2 separate regions of the Homo sapiens genome follow, and region 1 is linked to region 2. The links are chromatin loops, found by intact Hi-C in ENCODE. Cell type or tissue: prostate gland. All regions are shown on one strand. Each heading gives the region's core, and the rest is flanking DNA. Links, peaks and the distances in the headings are about the cores only. Region 1 has its middle 27 kb from the start of PRLHR. Region 2 overlaps CACUL1 (CDK2 associated cullin domain 1).

Region 1 (9,073 bases), core at 369-8,368, 72 kb after region 2:
GAAACCAAAGGCAACATCTTACTATATGTCCCCAAGTTGTTTCTCAGAAACCTGGACCCCCACCAGACTGGCTCGTAGACCTCAGATAAAGGGGAACTGAGGACTGACCTCAGACCACTGTTCTTTCTTCTAAATTTCTTCCTGAGGGGTCTAGAGGAAGTCACACCCAGGAGCCGGAGCTAACATTTTCTGCTAACCTCCAGTTTTTATTTTGTTATTATTTTTTGAGATGGAGCCTTGCTCCATTGCCCAGGCTGGAGTGCAGTGGCGTGATCTCAGTTCACTGCAACCTCTGCCTCCCGGGTTCAAGCAATTCTCCTGCCTCAGCCTCCCAAGTAGTGGGACTACAGGCATGTGCCACCACGCCTGGCTAATTTTTGTATTTTTAGTAGAGACGGGGTTTCGCCATGTTGACCAGGCTGGTCTCAAACTCCTGACCTCAAGTGATCCACCTGCCTCAGCCTCCCGAAGTGCTGGGATTACAGGTGTGAGCCACCATGGCCAGCCTGACCCCCAGTTTTTAAATAAAGCTTCTCTTCCTTAACCAATTGCAAATCAGAAAATCTTTGAATCTACCTATTAACATGTAAGCCGCCATGTCAAGATATCCTACCCTTTTAGGCCAAAACCAATGTGTAAACTTCATCTACTGATTTACAATTTTGCCTGTAATTTCTGCTTTCCTGAAGCTGATCCCTGCCTTTAAAAATTCTTACCTGCAAACCATCAGTGAGGTCAGGATTATTTGCTAGTCACCAAGTAAGGAAGAGAGGAAGGCATTTTTGCCAGGCACCAAGTAAGGAAAATCGGGCAATGCTGCCCGGCAAATAAATGCCTTCCTGTCTTCTGCTGCAAACCTCAGTGTGGATGTTCTATCCTTACTCTACCTGGCATGCGGACCCCAGGTTGGTTCAATAACAGGGTCTTTATTCAGCTGTCTTGGCCAAAGAGCCCAGTGTTGGCCACGTGAAGATAATTGTGTTTCTAGAGAGTCCTTATTGTGGTGGGGAAAAAACAGTTCAAGTGAGCTCAGGTCACTCTGACCCTGCAGGGGAGGCGTCTCCTTGGAAGCAGAGCTCTGATTTTCTGCTTTGTTTTCTCACTGAAAGGGCACAGTGCAAGATGCAGGGCTTGTTTCTCTGGTAGAAATGTGATTGTCCTTCTCACACTTTGCTGGGTGGCAAGAGGCTTTGTTAGTGTTACAGGAAAGGGGTCTAGATCCAGACCCCAAGAGTGTTCTTGGATCTCACACAAGAATGAATTCAGAGTGAGTCCACAGGACAAAGCAAAAGCAAGTTTATTAAGAAAGTTAAGTGGTGAAAGAACAGCTACTCCATAGAGTAGGGCGTTCCCGAAAGTAAGAGGAGGAATGTGTCCAACCTAGGTACAATACTTTATAAGTATATAGGATAAAAAAAGATAATGGGGAGATGTGCTCTCCTACAAGGGTCTGTGATAAAGGATTAGTTTTCTTAATTACTATATTTTGCAAGAATCAATATTATCTTTAAAGGGAAATTAGGACTTCTTCTGTTAAGAGACTGGGATATCAGAACACTCCTAAGTCTGGGTCTGTTTAGTAAATGTTATCAATCTGTTCACTTAACCATAAACATCTAGAGGCTAGGAATAATACCTTTCTGGGAATGCAGCCCAGCAAGCCCCAGCCTCATTTTTCCTAGCCCTCACTCAAGATGGAGTCGCTCTGGTTCTAATGCCTCTGACATGAGTACCTCTTTTTATTTTTTGTGGAATGGGCTCCATCCCCAAAGTCCACGTGTCCCAACTGCTCCCAGGGTGCAGAAGTCCCTGGGACACGTGCTTGGCAGGCGATCCATGGCTTTAATCTTCCATCTGTACTGGAAAGCACCCACCAAGCCGATTCATTAATCCACACTGGGCATCTCCAGCTGGTTGGATGACAGCAACTCAAACACAGCCCATCCCAAAGTGAAACAATCATCTTCCCCTAAGCAAATTTCTCCTTTCATCACACAAGCCAGAGCCCCTGGAATCTACCTCTTAGCCTTTTCCCTTCCTCTAGGTCATAACTTATTTTCTCAGCCTGAGTGAGTGCAACTGATCAGGAGGATATCCATGATACGGGATGATAGGAAACGTATAACTATTAGCTAATATTAAATACAAACTCCTAGGAGCTCAGCTGATAAACTCAGGAGAAATGTGGTGGTCCAGCCAGACTTTCAGGAGAGAAAGAATTGGAGAAGGAGAGGAACACACACACAACAAAAGAGAGACAAGGAAAACGGAGAACTGGGCCTTAACTCCAAGATGCATTTGAATTGGATGCATTTGCGTTTCTGAAATTGCTTGGGTGGGAGCCATAGAGACAAACTCCGGCAGTTAAGAAAAAACTGTTGAGCTGCCAGCTGTTGAGGGGGTTAATTAGGACACAGAACCAAACCAAAAGTAACAATCAAGCCTTTCCTCATATACTGTGATAGAGCAAGCAAGCGAGGAGCCAAAAAGAGGAAGGCACCACTCCTCATGGTTTCCCCCTAGAAAGGCACTGGGCAATGATGGGGTGGCATCCAATCAGATGCAGTGCAGACAGGGGCAACTGCCTTACAGCTCAGGAGCCCCTAACAAAAAGGCTCCTTGAATTAGTTCGTTTTAACACTGCTATAAAGACACACCTGAGACTGGATAATTTGTTACTTTTCCAATTACTTTCAATGGCAAACATCACAATTACTTTGGTACCAACCTAATATAAAGAAAAGAGGTTTAATTGACTCACAGTTCTGCAGGGCTGGGGAGACCTCAGGAAACTTACAATCATGGCAGAAGGCAAAGGGGAAAACAGACACTTCCTTCACAAGATGGCGAGAGAGTGAGAAGAGGGTAGGGAAAGCTGCCATTTATAAAACCATCAGATCTCGTGAGGACTCACTCACCATCACGAGAACAGCAAGGGGGAAATCCGCCCGCGTGATCCAATCACTTCCCACCAGGCCCCTCCTCCAACACTGGGGATTACAATTCAACATGAAATTTGGGCAGGGACACAGAGCCAAACCATATCGCTCTTGCCTTTATAGATCCAGGGGTCTTGGAGAGAAAAAGTATAGAGTCGGAGTGGAGAAACGGTCTCAGCTGAGGCCCCTTGATAAGGAGGGTTCTCAGTGGAGGAGCATTAAGGGTGTAGGCATGGAGACATTGAATTCATCCGTGCAAACATTGAGATATTTGCACCCAAACTTACTGTAGTTGTGACGTTGAATTTTGTTTTATTTCATGTTTTAGTGTGGTTATCAAAACTCTTGGGGATGAGATAAAAACAATAGTTATTATTTGTAATGACACTGGGAAATATCTGAATGTAAGCTGACCACAGAATTGGAACTGAAATGTCATAACTGGGTTGTGTCTTTGCCTTTTGTGGATTGATTCTTGAGGGACACAGCATAGTCAATATGGAAGATATATGAGCAATGGAAGTTGTTCTATGTAAACTCGTTGGGTGGAAGTTTTGAAATTGTCTTACCTGGCACATGTGTAATTTGTGGTAGAATAATTGATATGACAAAACTTCTCAAATCTCAGTGCCTTAATACAGTCAAATTGTATTTCTTGCTCATGTCACGGTTCAGTGTGGCTTAAGTAGTGGTCACTGGGAAGTGGGGACAAGGTTTAGTCTGCTCTGCACTGTCATTAAGGGGCCCAGGTTTCTTCCAAGATGTGAGTCTTTGCTCCTCTAAGGTTTTGTCCTCTTTCCTTTCAGCAAGCAGAAGGGAAAAGGTCATGAAGGAGGTTTTTTAGGGGAGAAGATCATGAAGTGGTGTCCACCAATCCCACCCTCATTCCCTTGGCCAGTACTTAGTCACATGTGCCCCCTAACTGCACAGAAGGCTGAGAAATACAGCCTGGCTCATGTTCAGGAGAAAAACGAAACAGAGTTTGGTGAAGACGGAACAGTCTCTGCCACAGCACATTTCTGATTTTTTTTTTTTTTTTTTGAGACAGAGTCTTGCTCTCTCACCCAGGCTGGAGTGCAGTGGCACGACCTCCACTCACTACAACTTCCACCTCCCGGGTTCAAGCGATTCTCCTGCCTCAGCCTCCCGAGTAGCTGAGATTACAGGTGTGTGCCACCATGCCTGGCTAATTTTGTATTTTTAGTAGAGATGGGGTTTCACTATGTTGGCCAGTCTGGTCTCGAACTCCTGACCTCAGGTGATCTTCCCGCCTCGGCCTTCCAAAGTGCTGGGATTACAGGTGTGAGCCATCGTGCCCAGCCACCACAGCATGTTTCTTAGGTAAGTGGATATTAATTTGATTCTCCTTTTTTTTTTTTTTTTGAGACAGGGTCTCACTCTTTCTCCCAGGCTAGAGTACAGTGGCACGATCTCCGCTCACTGCAACCTCTGCCTCCTGGGTTCATGCCATTCTCCTGCCTCAGCCTCCCGAGTAGCTGGTACTACAGGTGCCCGCCGCTACACCCGGCTAATTTTTTGTATTTTTAGTAGAGACGGGGTTTCACCATGTTAGCCAGGATGGTCTCGATCTCCTGACCTCGTGATCCGCCCGCCTCGGCCTCCCAAAGTGCTGGGATTACAGGCATGAGCCACTATGCCTGGCCTTATTCTCCTTTTTTGATAGTCTCAGTGAGTATAAGGAATTATGGGGCAACAACACTAAGGTAATACGTGTGTATCCATGTTCCTCTGAGAAACTAGAGCTCAACTCTAAAGATGCCTGGGATAGGGAAATGAATATTGACAAAGGTGAAGAAACAATTTCAGGAATAGAAAACAAATTCAAATATGGAGCTCAAGTGGAGAAAATCAGAGAAGAGTTTCCAGCAAAACTTCAAGAGCTAATATCTTCTGTGGCACTCTCCCTTTCATTTTTATCTTTTGCAGGTGTATGAGTTTTTTTTTTTTCAATGACACTGGGTGCTCTATGTTGAGGGCTCTTTGATGTTTCCCCGGGGAGAGATTTGAGTTTCTCTTTTCAGCTGGTTAGTTCTCAAATGATGCCCTCGGGCAGGTCATGTCTACATCTACACAGTTTGAAGTAAATTCCAGGAAGCTGAGCCAAAAGTTAAAAACAGACAAGGAAATGGGAACTTACAATTCTTGAAGGAAACAGTTATTTAAACACAAGCTCTGTGTGTTTAGCCAGGAGAGGAACGGACTGTTCTTATGGGGAAGGTGGATTATTTTTAACAGGGTGGTACCAATGTATACAGATACACGTGAAAGGAGGAGGGTTGTGAGTAATGTGTCTGGTGCATGCTGTGAGCTCGCTGGCGGCCGGGGTTGGTGACTGGTGACTGACAGGGCTGCAGGATGTCATCAGGGCCCCAGCCATGTGGGAACTGTTATGGGACAGCTGGTCCAGAAGTGGGTGTGGGCTGGATCTCATCTAGTTCTGAACATGGCTGTAAGAGAAGGAAGGTTGTGTCCTAAGTGGGAAATAGAAGCCCATCTTGCTGTTCAACTGGAAGTTGAAGCAGTGGCCCTGGGGACAGATCTCAGATCCCTTCGGGAAGGTATGATGGCCATGTCCACAAGTTGCTGCGTGGAAGCCCCTTGGTTTCGACGTCTGTTTGCAACTGGGTCTGTTGAAATGCATGTGCCCACATCTGCATTCCCACCTTCAGGGTACTAGGGTAGCCCCAGAGGAAGGAAGTGAGGGATGGGTCATCTGAGAAGCCTCCCCTTGTGCTGTGGCCAATTGCAAGGATGGAGAGAGCTCTATGTAGACGAGCCAACAAGTCACAGAGTGTTCCTGAAGTACATTGTATCTGTTCCTGCCCAAGAAACAGGTGCTTTTAAGGACATCCCTCTTGACATCCAAAAGGCCCTGAAATGCAGTGAATAAAAAAAGGAACTTTGCCTTCATCTGGAAAGCAGCCTACCTACACAATGGGCAACTCAGCACTTATAAAGCCATGGTGAAAGATGGCAGGGGCATGAGCTACCGGAACAAAGGGACAGAGAAGCAAGTCAAAGCCCTTTATGTGCAGTGGTGGAAAAAAAAAGCATCTGGATATAGCAATTGGGCTGGAAGAGGCTTGGGGGTCCATTATATGGCATAATAAGAGAAATTACATCAGTGGGATTCTCATTATTGTTTTATTGGTATTATATTAGGGCAGAGCAATATGAGGGAAAAATGCAGCTAAAAGGATGGATGGGAGAAATAATCACATCTGACTCTTTTTTGAGACAGATAGTTTAGAATGCCACTTGTCAAAAGTGCAAGGGGGTTGGGCAGAGTGATTGATGTCGGAAGGGACATGGATCTCAGATTTAGGAGGAGGGGAAATGCATCAAGTTTGCCAGTAGACATAGGAGCTAAAGGAGCAGATTCAGAAGGAAGGTGCTGGCTCTGCAGACCTTGAGGGGAAGGAATGAGGCAAATTGGAGGAAGTGGGGGAAACGCGAGGAGGCAGCCCAGGTGGGGTGGTGGCTGGGGACGTGGTGGACATCAGACAAAGTCTCAGAGTCACATGGCCCTGTTAAGGCACATGCCACTCTGCATTGTCCTGGCAACAGGTCCCCATTTTACCACCCTGGCATTAAAACAAAGATAAGCCAAGGCAGGGAGGTAGGTGAACTGTAATCAGAGGCAGGGCCCATGTGGTGTGGGTGGCTCCACTTTGTGGGGACTACCTGGGCACAGGAATTTGGGATGTGTGATAGACAAAGAATGTGTCATGAAGTCCGTGTGTCCAGAAAAGAGAGAGAGCGCCTCCTGGGAGCTGCTGGCCTGGGGTTCTCCTATCGGCTCTGATAGAGGCCTTGGAATAAATATCCAGGTTGTCTGGCCATGCCTGCTACCTAGTGTGTTTGGAAGGAAATCTAGCATTTGAGGAACCCAGGCTGGGCACAGGTAGGCATGTGCTCTCTAAGGTAGCCTGTGAAACCATCCAGAAGGCTGCTCTCTCCCACTGCCCAGAAGTTTGACCCACCCAGAGATGGGAAGTGGGGTGGTCCAGGGAGTTAGCAATGCTCCTCTGTGTCACTTCTCTCCACCCTGTTTGGGCTCTCCACCCTGTCACCTGGACCTCTGCAGCAGCCTCCCACAGGGCACCCTCGTTCCTGCCTTTCCCCACTGCAATTCACCCTCCAGACTCCTGCCTGAAGAAACTCTACTTTCCTGTGTAAGACTCACCAATGGGTCCTGGTTCTTAGAGAATAAAGCGCAAACTCCTTAGCGTGGTTACAGGTTCCTTCCAGATCTGGCCCTGCCTCCCCAGCCTGCCTTCTCTGGGCGTCTGAGTCTCCCCACTGCCAACTCCACTTAGCAGCTGGTGCCTCTGGTACTTCTGGTCTGGCATTTTCTTTCTTTCTTTTGTTTTTTTTCTGAGACAGAGTCTCGCTCTGTCGCCCAGGCTGGCACGATCTCCGCTCACCGCAAGCTCCGCCTCCCAGGTTCACGCCATTCTCCTGCCTCAGCCTCTCGAGTAGCTGGGACTACAGGCGCCTGCCACCATGTCCGGCTAATTTTTTGTATTTTTAGTAGAGATGGGGTTTCGCTGTGTTAGCCAGGATGGTCTCGATCTCCTGACCTCGTGATCCGCCCGCCTCGGCCTCCCAAAGTGCTGGGATTACAGGCGTGAGCCACCGCACCCAGCTGGCATTTTCTTTCTTATCTTCTGAGACTCACTCCAAGCACAACCTGACCCATCCCCTCAGGTTGGAACTGGCCACCCCTTCCTTTGGGCAGGACAAGGATGCAGGTGGGCTTCAGGAAGAGCAGGATCCAGGTGCTGGGACTCTGCCAGGACTCTCTTGCTCTGTGCTCTTTGCTGCTCTCTGCCAGTCAGCTCCTTTCTCTCCCTGAAGATGGGGGCTTATTTCACCTCTGAGAAACAAGCCTGCCTACTGTTCCCTGTCTTACTTCTTCTCAAGGATTATAACTTAGGGAAGGCTCATTCTCTTTCTCAATCTCAATTTGAAAAGTCTTAGGGAAGAATTCTGATTGGCCTTGCTTGGGTCAGCTGCCCACCTCTGACTCAATCAACTGTGGTCATGGGCAAAGGCCATTATTATTAATAATGTTGCCTGGCTGGGCACAGTGGCTCATGCCTGTAATCCCAGTGCTTTGGGAGGCTGAGGCAGGAGGACTGCTTGAGCCCAGGAGTTTGAGATCAACCTGGGCAAAATAATGAGATGTTGTCATTGCCACTAAAAATAAAAAAATTAGCTAGGCATGGTGGCATGTACCTGTAGTCCTAGCTACTCAGGATGCTGAGGTGGGAGGATTGCTTGATCCCAGGAGTTCGAGGCTGCAGTGAGTTAAGATCATGCATCTGCACTCCAGTCTGGCAACAGTGTGAGACCGTGTCTCCGAAATACATATACACATACATACATAAAAATAAAAAAATTAATAATGTTGTCTAAATATGAGTTAGCTTTCTTACTAACTACTCCTCACAGAGTTCCTACTGGACTGGTAGCCAACCCAAACCCTCATGTCACGATAACTTTTCCACATTACCTGCCACCAGGTTAATTCATAGAAAATCAAATAAGCTGAATGCTCAACTATCAACTCACCACATTTACTAACAATAAAATAAAATAAACCTGGGTAGTTTTAATTTACTGGTTTTCCCTTTGTCTTCATAGCAGTATTTTAAGAAATATTCAGTCTTTCCCCTGGCTCCCTGTTGCCAAAACCAGAGGCTGAAAACAGTAAACGATGATGGGGGCAGAGAGAGGAGAGTCCCAGAGGAGCAAGCAGGAAAACTGGGAAACAGGAACATATTTATAAGAAATACTCATAAGACTAGAGCCCTAGGATGATCTATTTGTTGAATATAATTAATTCATCTGAAAGTAGAGTCAAGAAAATATATTCATAAAGAATATTTCTGAGTATAAACAATTCTTTTGGCTACATTCTTTGTATGAATAAACAATAGGTTTGCAGAAATCTTTGTATTCAAGATAATCTTATTAATATATTTTTCTTGGGCCCCTGAATCTTTCCTCTCTCTGCACCTAAGTCTTATTAACTGCTATTCTTTTGTTTCTTTTTAACTTAAACAGCCTCAGTGCCTTCAACTTTTCCTCCTAGATGTGGCTTCTAG
Region 2 (9,073 bases), core at 417-8,416:
CGTTTCTACTTACACATTTTTATATTACTTACCCCTTTACTGCAGCAAAAAAATAACTACATTCAATTTCTGTAACTTTCTACAATCTGATCAGTAATTTCCTTCCCGTGGCTTCAGATAGATCTGGAAAACTAGTGTTCCATTTATTATCGGTGTATAACAAATCATCCAAAAATACAGTGGCTTAAAACAACAGTCTTTTATTTTGCTCTGCAGTTTGGGAGGGCTTGGGGTGGGGTAGCTTATCTCTGTTCTGCTCAGCATTGTCTGATGTGGCTCAGCTGGGGGCTGGCACTTTCAGTGTGACTCATTCACGTGGCTGGTAGGTTGGTGCTAGCTTTTGGTTCCTCTGTGTTTCCTTCATGAGTGAGTATCTCAAGATACAGGAAATGGAAATTGCTGGTATCTTAGGTCCTCGGCTCAGAAACTGGCACAGTGCCACTTTTGCTGTATTCTGCTGGGCGAGGGTCACAGAGCCCAAATTCCAGGAGAGGAATGTATCCCACCTCTTGATAAAAGGCATGTCGGCTGGGCGCGATGGCTCACACCTGTAATCCCAGCACTTTGGGAGGCCGAGGCAGGCGGATCACTTGAGGTCAGGAGATCGAGACCAGCCTGGTCAACATGGTGAAACCCTGTCTCTACTAAAAATACAAAAATTAGCCGGGTGTGGTGGCACGTGCCTGTAATCCCAGCTACTTGGGAGGCTGAGGCAGGAGAATCACTTGAACCCAGGAGTCAGAGGTTGCAGTGAGCCAAGATCGCCACTGCACTCCAGCCTGGCTACAGAGTGAGACTCCGTCTCAAAAAAAAAAAAAAAAGCAAAAGAGGTTTGTCAGAAGAATTTGGGAGCCACGTCTTAAAAACAACACAAAAATGTAAAATGAATACTGTCTGTTAATAAAGAATCAGTTCTTGATTGCCCCATATTATTCATTATTAGTATGTTTCATGAATGAAGACAATGACTTCTTACTGGGAATAAAACTAGTTTTCTATCGGCTCCATGGTATAATCATTTTTATGCATATTTGCTTATAAAATAAAGTGGCTTCTATTTTTGGCTGAAAGTAAACTACTAGGCTCTATTGTTAAAGTATTTACGTCGTATGTTGGTGATTCTGAGCAAATGTAACAAATGTGTAGCATGGGGTTAATTAATGATAGAAAATTTCCTGGGAAAATATAGTGTGTTGACTTTTGCAGCAGCAGATTTATAGTTCAGTTTGCACAGTGTTCTAAATAGTTACGTTTTAGTTAATTTTCTTAGGCAGTTCTGCCTTTTAGATCAAACCATTGTAGTTTGAAATTTTTTGAAGCCAAGAGTATTTTCAGTTTTATGAATTGCTTTTCACATTAATAAAGGAGAGAGTCTCCTGAGCAAGTGTGTAGCACTGAGGAATACTTGAAAGAGCAGAGGAGCTTGGTTCTGGTCCCAATTCAGGTATCAAAAGGTGTGTGACTTTCAGCAAGACACTTAACCTGTCTAGATTTTAGGATTAGAAGTTATCTATTCTAGTGTTTAAACTATACGGCTTATTGATATCTGTGGGATGATTGTTGCGTATAAGCAAGCATTTCAGTGTTGGTATGGTGAAGTAGAGTACAGAATTTAGAGTGAAACACAAGTTCTCAAACTTCTTCTGCCTCTAGCTAGCTCTGTGACTTCAGATGAATTATTCAGTGATGAGTTTTTATTTTGGCCTCAGTTTCCTCACTTGTTAAAAATAAAAAGGTAGATGATAAAGCTTGTGAGAATTAAATATATGTAAAGTACGTAGCACTTACTAAATGCTCAGTACTCTTTTCTCTCTCAAGTTACCACCCCCAAACTCCCATTTCTTTTTCCTTAAAAGGGGAGATTAACTAGAAAATCTTTTAAGTTTTAAACACTGTTTTCCTAAAATCATTTTAAATTTATTTCAAATTAATTTCTGTACATTTTATGTATATATCTTTGTATTATATTTATCATTTCTTTATCAAATTTGACATAGGGGATTTCAGTTATGGTAGGAGTTGTTTGCAAATGTATATACTTGACCACATAATGAATATGTGGTTGAATACGAAGAGTTAGTGGGAGCAAGGCTAATTGGAGGCCAAAATGGTGAAAAGGTTAGGAAGATGGATTAATAGAGAGAACTTTGAAAACCTAACACTTAGAATTTAAATTTTTAAACACTGCATTTTAAAGCAACATGATTTTCTGAAATGCTTAGCATTTGTCTATGCCAAGCTTGTTCAACCCATGGCCTGCGGGCCGCATGCGGCCTAGTATGGCTTTGAATGCTGCCCAACACAAATTCGTAAACTTTTTTTTTTATTAGATAGTGTCTCGCTGTGTTACCCAAGCTGGAGTGCAGTAGCGGGATCTTGGCTCACTGCAGCCTCCGCCTCCCAGGTTCAAGCAATTCTCTGCCTCAGCCTCCTGAGTAGCTGGGATTACAGGCGCCTGCCGCCACGCCTAGCCAATTTTTTTGTATTTTTAGTAGAGACGGGGGTTTCACCAAGTTGGCCAGGTTGGTCTTGAACTCCTGACCTTGTGTTCCACCTGCCTCAGCCTCCCAAAGTGTTGGGATTACAGGCGTGAGCCACTGTGCCAGCCTGTAAATTTTCTTAAAACGAGTTTTTTTGCAATTTTTTTTTAAGCTCATCAGCTGTCGTTAGTGTATTTTATGTGTGGCCCAAGACAGTTCTTCTTCTAGTGTGGGCCAGGGGAGCCAAAAGACTGGACACCCCTGGTGGTCTGTGCCATTCAAAATTGTAACTATCTACTGATGATAAAATTGGAAGGATAGACTTGAACAGTGAGTGCATCTCTGATGGCCATCATATATATTCAAACATAACTCAAATTGTACGTTTGAGACTGTAAAATCCTTATTGGCCTAGTAAGATGGCATTTCTCTTTTTAGAAAGGCATGAACAGAACAAAATCAGTTTATATGTGATGTTACAAGCCTGGCTGAGGGTAAAATCCTACTAAGTTTTTTGTTGTTATTAGCAAATGCAGCTCTTTGAGATAAATTAAAAATGAATCATTTTAGGTCAGTAGTATCTGTTGTGTTCACTTATCAATGGAATTCACTTGTATTTGTTAGTGATCTTATCTAGAGGAATTATTCTTACTCGTTAAAAACTTCTTAAAAATGTTTGTGTGGCAGTAGATAACCTAAAAGAAAACTGTCTCTGTTGTCATGTTCAGAGTCAGGGTCACCAAAGACATGAAAATGAGAAAGATGAGCCATTATCATCCCTTGCCCTTAGCTCTTGTAAGAAAATAGTAGATGTAGCTATAGCATTTGTGGAAATGAATTTCTGTCTCTGATCACAGTTACCAAATAATTACTAATGGTGTTTTGGGGGAAGGAGAAATGATTGAGGGAGATTATCATATGATACTTTATTCTCCAAATGTAATGGAAGCACTTTCAACTCACTTATAATGTATCATTCATGATACATTATACTAGTGCTTTTAGAAAGCTTTACTTACTTTTCAGAACCTTCATGAATTGATTCATTTCCATTAGTGGCCAGCAGACCTTCACGTATTTTAGCTACTGCAGTGGATTAAAAAAATAAAATCCTTAGTATATAAACATTTGATTGGTTTATTGGACTGTTCCTTTCTTACAATTGTTTATGTTTCAGGAGTCTTTGGGAGAAACAGTAATAGAGAAATCTTGACAGTCAATATGTGTTACATTCTTTTTAACCTGTTTTCTTATTTCAGCTTTACTTTTAGAAGCCCAGTCAACACCATTTCAGGTCACACCTTCAACTATGGCAAATATTGTGAAAGGCCTGTATACCCTCAGACCAGGTAAACATTTCTCATTTCTGTTGGGATTGGAACTGTTTGTTACAGCCTTTTCCAAGAGGGCAGTGGTTCTGTATGTGTTTTGTGAGGCTTAATGGTACTTGGATTTGCTGGAGCAAAAAAATTGAGTAGATACTCATCATTGTGAAATGTAAACTCAGAGCTCAGTTGGAATGTTCTCTGCTAGTGGAAACCAACTAGTGTGGTTTTTGCAGAACCTGTGAGGGAAATACAAGAAATAAATTGTAGGATACACTTTGGATAAAATTGAATCTCATGTTTGGTCTTAGTTTCTTCTTTACTTCCTGCCTCACGCTGCACATACTTACAGACATCCACATTCACAACCCCGTCTTCTTAGGCCTGTTAAGTAACTTGCGAAGAATCTAGAAGTGTTGGTAAAGTTACAGTCATTTTGTAAGGATGTTCTGGGGAGAGAGACAATCACAAGAACCAAAGCAAATACCAAAGATCACTATAGTCAAAAGCATGGTTTTTAAATTCTTAATGTGTCTCTCTATCTTAGAATAAAACATTATAAATTTAAAGGAATCCCAAGGAGCTTTTGTATATATCTTTCTATAAGCCGGAACCTCAAACTTGTCATAGAGTTGTCTAGCAACTTATAAATGTCCATGGGAGAGAGATTACAAAAGTTATCAGGATAGAACGTTGTTCTACAATCTATAAATACAAGGAATGCTTTTTAGATAGTAATTACCTTTTTGTGAAATTCTTTTGTTGTTTGAGGATTAAATGAAATAAAACATGATATAAAGAGCTTAACGCACAGTACCTGATAACATAATAAGCATGCAAACATTCACTGCTGTTATTACTATCCATTTGAGTTTAATGGTTATTTTAATTAATTGATGGCTTGTTTGCTTAATTAAACGACCTGTCAGAATTTAGCAAGCTAAAATGGAAACCAAGTGAAAACTGGTACTGGTAGACTGATTTTAGAAATACCTTCTTAGGCTGGGTGTGGTGGCTCACACCTGTGATCCCCAGCACTTTGGGAGGCCGAGGCGGGCAGATCACGAGGTCAGGAGATCCAGACCATCCTGGCTAACACGGTGAAACCTCGTCTCTACTAAAAATAGAAAAAATTAGCCTGGTATGGTGGCGGGCGCCTGTAGTCCCAGCTACTTCCTGAGCTGATTGTACCACTGCACTCCAGCCTGGGCGATAGAGTGAGACTCCATCAAAACAAAACAAAACCCTTAGGCTACTTTAAATGATTAATGACATCTAGAGTATTCAAATTTATTGTTAAATTTGGATCTAGGGTTTGAGCTTTACTTTCTGTGACTTTTAACAGAAATTACTTGTATAAAGTAGTAAAGATTTTATTGCATATGTCCAATAAACTGATACTTTTCTGTATTTAGTTTCTCAGAATTTTACAGCAGTGTGATGAAGATGGCTCCTGAAATAGTGTGTGTACCAGGTTATGAATGATTTTTTTTCCTTTGAAAGCATCTAAGTGCAGTATGACAAATTCTGCCTCCCAAGTAGGCAGCTTATAAGCACTGGCTTTTATCATACGTAACAAAATTGCAAAATAAAGTTTATCACTAAAGGTAGAAAAGTATTGTGGGTACATGTTTATCTAAATGCTATTTTATCCAGGTTCAAGCTCTTGTAATAGGATTTATACTACTTGTAAGGAGAATTCTATATTTGAGAATTGTCCTTTTGAAAAGGTGAATTTTATCACATACTAACCTTTTGCTGCCCTGCACATTTTCTGAGATACTTGAAAACATATTTTGACATTTACATGTTTTGCCAGTACCCATTATGTTCCTGCTTTATTAAAGCCATTTTATTCACCTGACAGATTAAGATTAGAATATTTTAAAAGTTGAATTTTGAAAGCAAAAGTTTGTTCTACTGCAGTAGTTCGCAAGTGCTGGTCTTTGTATGACTGCATCTGAGTCACTTAAGAAGGCTTTTTAAACTCTAGATTCCTGGGCTGTAATCCTTGGAGATTCTCATGACTTACCATTTTTGGCATCCATTCTTTAGAAATAGTTCCAGCAATCCTATTCTGCCCGTTTTCATTTAATACACACACTTTGTTTCTTCATCTTTATTTTGTGGCAGATGGGTTTGACTTTGCCAGCTGTGACTGATTAGTGGTTCTCTGTAGCACTGTATTGAGACTCTTAGTGAAGCCATATTTGAGCTGGACTGGAAGGAGGGAAGCATTTTGCCACGAGTTTCTCCCAAGGCGTGACTGAATGGATTGGTCCTTGTATCATTTGCAGTGCTTATTTGCCAGCTTTAATTAGCTATTCTCCTGTTAGACGTTTTATTAACTTCTACTTTTTTACTTACCACAGAGCAAATGTTCCACAGCATCAAGCGTGGCTTTTTCTGATTTATAATCATTTACTCAGATTATCGTTTTTAAAGTGATTCAAGAGCATTAATATTTTTATAGTTTTTGACATGTGTAGCCAAAATGTTTTCCAAGAGGAAAAATGTAAAAGGGCTAGATTAAAACAATTCAAAATGAGTAATAGTGTTAATTGAGGACCACCACCAAGGAAGGGAAATACTGGTTTCCCCATGCCCTTGATACAGGTGGGTGTTAATTCTCTTTAATGTTCACTGAATAAAAAGGAGAGAGTATATTTATTTTAGCTTGAATTTTTTTAAATATTAACAGGGCTATTCTGTTTCTATTATTATAGGTTCTTTCACTCATTTATCTGGTCTTACTGATCTGTACATATTCGTTATAATAAAGATACTAATTCATCTTTGTCATATCTGGTGCAAGTGTTTTCTTGTGACTTCTTTGCCTTATTTTCTATAGTCTCCTGAGCTTTTAAAAAATGATTTGATAACCACTTTTTTTTTTACTGTTGTTTATATATATTTGCTGTAATTGAACATGGCTCAAAAAATATTTTCAAAGTACTAACCAGTTACCTCCAGCCCACTTATTAAACGTTCAGTCCCTCCTACCTTTTGTGCTGCCTCTTTTTTTAAATATGTCTACTTATTATTTGTACTGTTCTATTCTTGGGCTATATATTGTTTTAATTAATGGCTAATAAGGCTGATATTTACACCAAGTCCCCTCCCACTCAGAATTGTTTGGTAATCACATTCATGTTTTCCTCCATACTTATAATTTTCTGTAAGATTTGTTCAAAAATTCCCTAGGGGTTTTCACTAAATTCTGTTAAATCAGTAAAGTAAAAATGGCTTTCTTCATACTATAAAATTCTTTTTCTTTTTTTTTTTTTTTTTTTTTTTTGAGACGGAGTCTCGCTCTGTCGCCCAGGCTGGAGTGCAGTGGTGCGATCTCGGCTCACTGCAAGCTCCGCCTCCCAGGTTCACGCCATTCTCCTGCCTCAGCCTCCTGAGTAGCTGGGACTACAGGTGCCCGCCACCGTGTCTGGCTAATTTTTTGTATTTTTAGTAGAGATGGGGTTTCACCATGTTAGCCAGGATGGTCTCGATCTCCTGACCTCGTGATCCACCTGCCTCGGCCTCCCAAAGTGCTAGGATTACAGGTGTGAGCCGCCGCACCCGGCCTGTAAAATTCTTTTTAGAAGGGAAATTTAACTTTGTATGTTCTTTACCAGAATGGGATTGCACTAATTTTTTCCCCTGCTTAAATTTGGCTTACTATATATTTTAAAAGAAAACTTTCCCTTTTCCATTTAATTTGGTGTGTTTATATGATTTCCTTAATGAATTGTTTCCTTTCCTCACAGAGTGGGTTCAGATGGCTCCAACTCTATTTTCTAAATTTATTCCAAACATTCTCCCTCCGGCGGTGGAATCTGAACTTTCTGAATATGCTGCTCAAGATCAGAAATTTCAAAGAGAACTTATACAGAATGGTTTTACAAGGCAAGTTGTTTTTTTTTCCTTTAGTGGTCAAATATGTCCATTTCCCTAGGCCAGTCTGGCTTGACATGGGAGAAATGGTAAGGTTCTGAGAATGGGAGGTAACTGGCCAAGAGTCTTGCTGCTGCAAGAAGACATTAGCTCCTTGTCTGTAGAAATGTTGAAGCTAGGTTTTGATTTTGTGGAAGCTGCTCTTCATTACGTACGTTTTGTTTTTGAGATGGAGTCTTGCTCCGTTTTCTAGGCTGGAATGCAGTGGCACAATCTCGGCTTACCACAACCTCCACCTCCTGGGTTCAAGCAGTTCTCCTGCCTTAGCCTCCCAAGTAGCTGGGATTACAGGCGTGTGCCACCACCACACCTGGCTAATTGTTTTGTATTTTTAGTAGAGATGGGGTTTCACCATGTTGGCCAGGCTGGTTTCAAACTCCTGACCTCAAGTGATCCGCCTGCCTAGGCCTCCCAAAGTGCTGGGATCATAGGCATGAGCCACCATGCCCGGCCCATACATTTTGAAGAAGGGATTTCCCACTGGGTGAGCAGTTAGGTGGGCAAGCTCCAGGAGCTCTTTCAACTTTGATTTTCTTGTATTAGTCCTGTGCATATAGAACTTTTATGATCTGTTATAATGTACTTTTATGACTAACCTAGCATAGAGGCTTTAAATTCTGTATTTCATACTTCCCCTTTTGCCCTAAATTCTAGTGGTTTCTTCTTAAGTAGGGCATCTCTTTATTTACCTTTCTTGGTTTTGATAATTTTTCTAAAGTTTTTGCGCTTAATTAACGTGGTCATATCCCAAAAAATCTTGCAGAGTGCATTTTTCAACTAAAATACATTTTAATACAATTTTTGTGATTCCCCATGAGAAAATAGCCTGTATCAGCAAATCATTTAAGGTCACAGTAATAGCTTCCATTTTTATAATCCTTACTCTTTTTTTTTTTTTTTTTTTTTTTTGAGACGGAGTCTCGCTCTGTCGCCCAGGCCGGACTGCGGACTGCAGTGGCGCAATCTCGGCTCACTGCAAGCTCCGCTTCCCGGGTTCACGCCATTCTCCTGCCTCAGCCTCCCGAGTAGCTGGGACTACAGGCGCCCGCCACCGCGCCCGGCTAATTTTTTGTATTTTTAGTAGAGACGGGGTTTCACCTTGTTAGCCAGGATGGTCTCGATCTCCTGACCTCAAGTGATACACTTGGCCTCCCAAAGTGCTGGGATTACAGGTGTAAGCCACTGCACCCGGCCCAGTATTCTTAAATAAATGCAAAATAATCTGAGTATGATGTTATAGGTTTTTTTCTAGGCTTACCATAATTCTGAAGTCTTTATACTTTCATACATTCATGTTTTATTTGAACATTTGCTCTTAAT

The links. A loop is a pair of places that touch in the nucleus more often than their neighbours do. Peaks named below come from ENCODE experiments on the same cell type or tissue, not always from the same donor. Only the 100,000 strongest peaks of a DNase experiment are listed, where the experiment ranks them.
Region 1: it touches region 2 in a loop (2.0-fold over the local background); 2 of 110 quality-filtered maps call a loop at or near these places.

The regions. Positions count from the first base shown.
Region 1 is chr10:118,617,671-118,626,743 of GRCh38, reverse strand. No RefSeq gene overlaps it. Among named protein-coding and RNA genes, the nearest start is that of PRLHR, 27 kb to the right of the region's middle. In prostate gland, for the core only: no CTCF peak of the experiment used is centred there; a DNase peak (open chromatin) is centred at 5,263.
Region 2 is chr10:118,689,897-118,698,969 of GRCh38, reverse strand. It overlaps CACUL1 (CDK2 associated cullin domain 1), which reads left to right. Exons shown (of 9, transcript NM_153810.5): 6 at 3,740-3,829; 7 at 7,567-7,705. Among named protein-coding and RNA genes, the nearest start is that of CACUL1, 61 kb to the left of the region's middle. In prostate gland, for the core only: no CTCF peak of the experiment used is centred there; no DNase peak of the experiment used is centred there.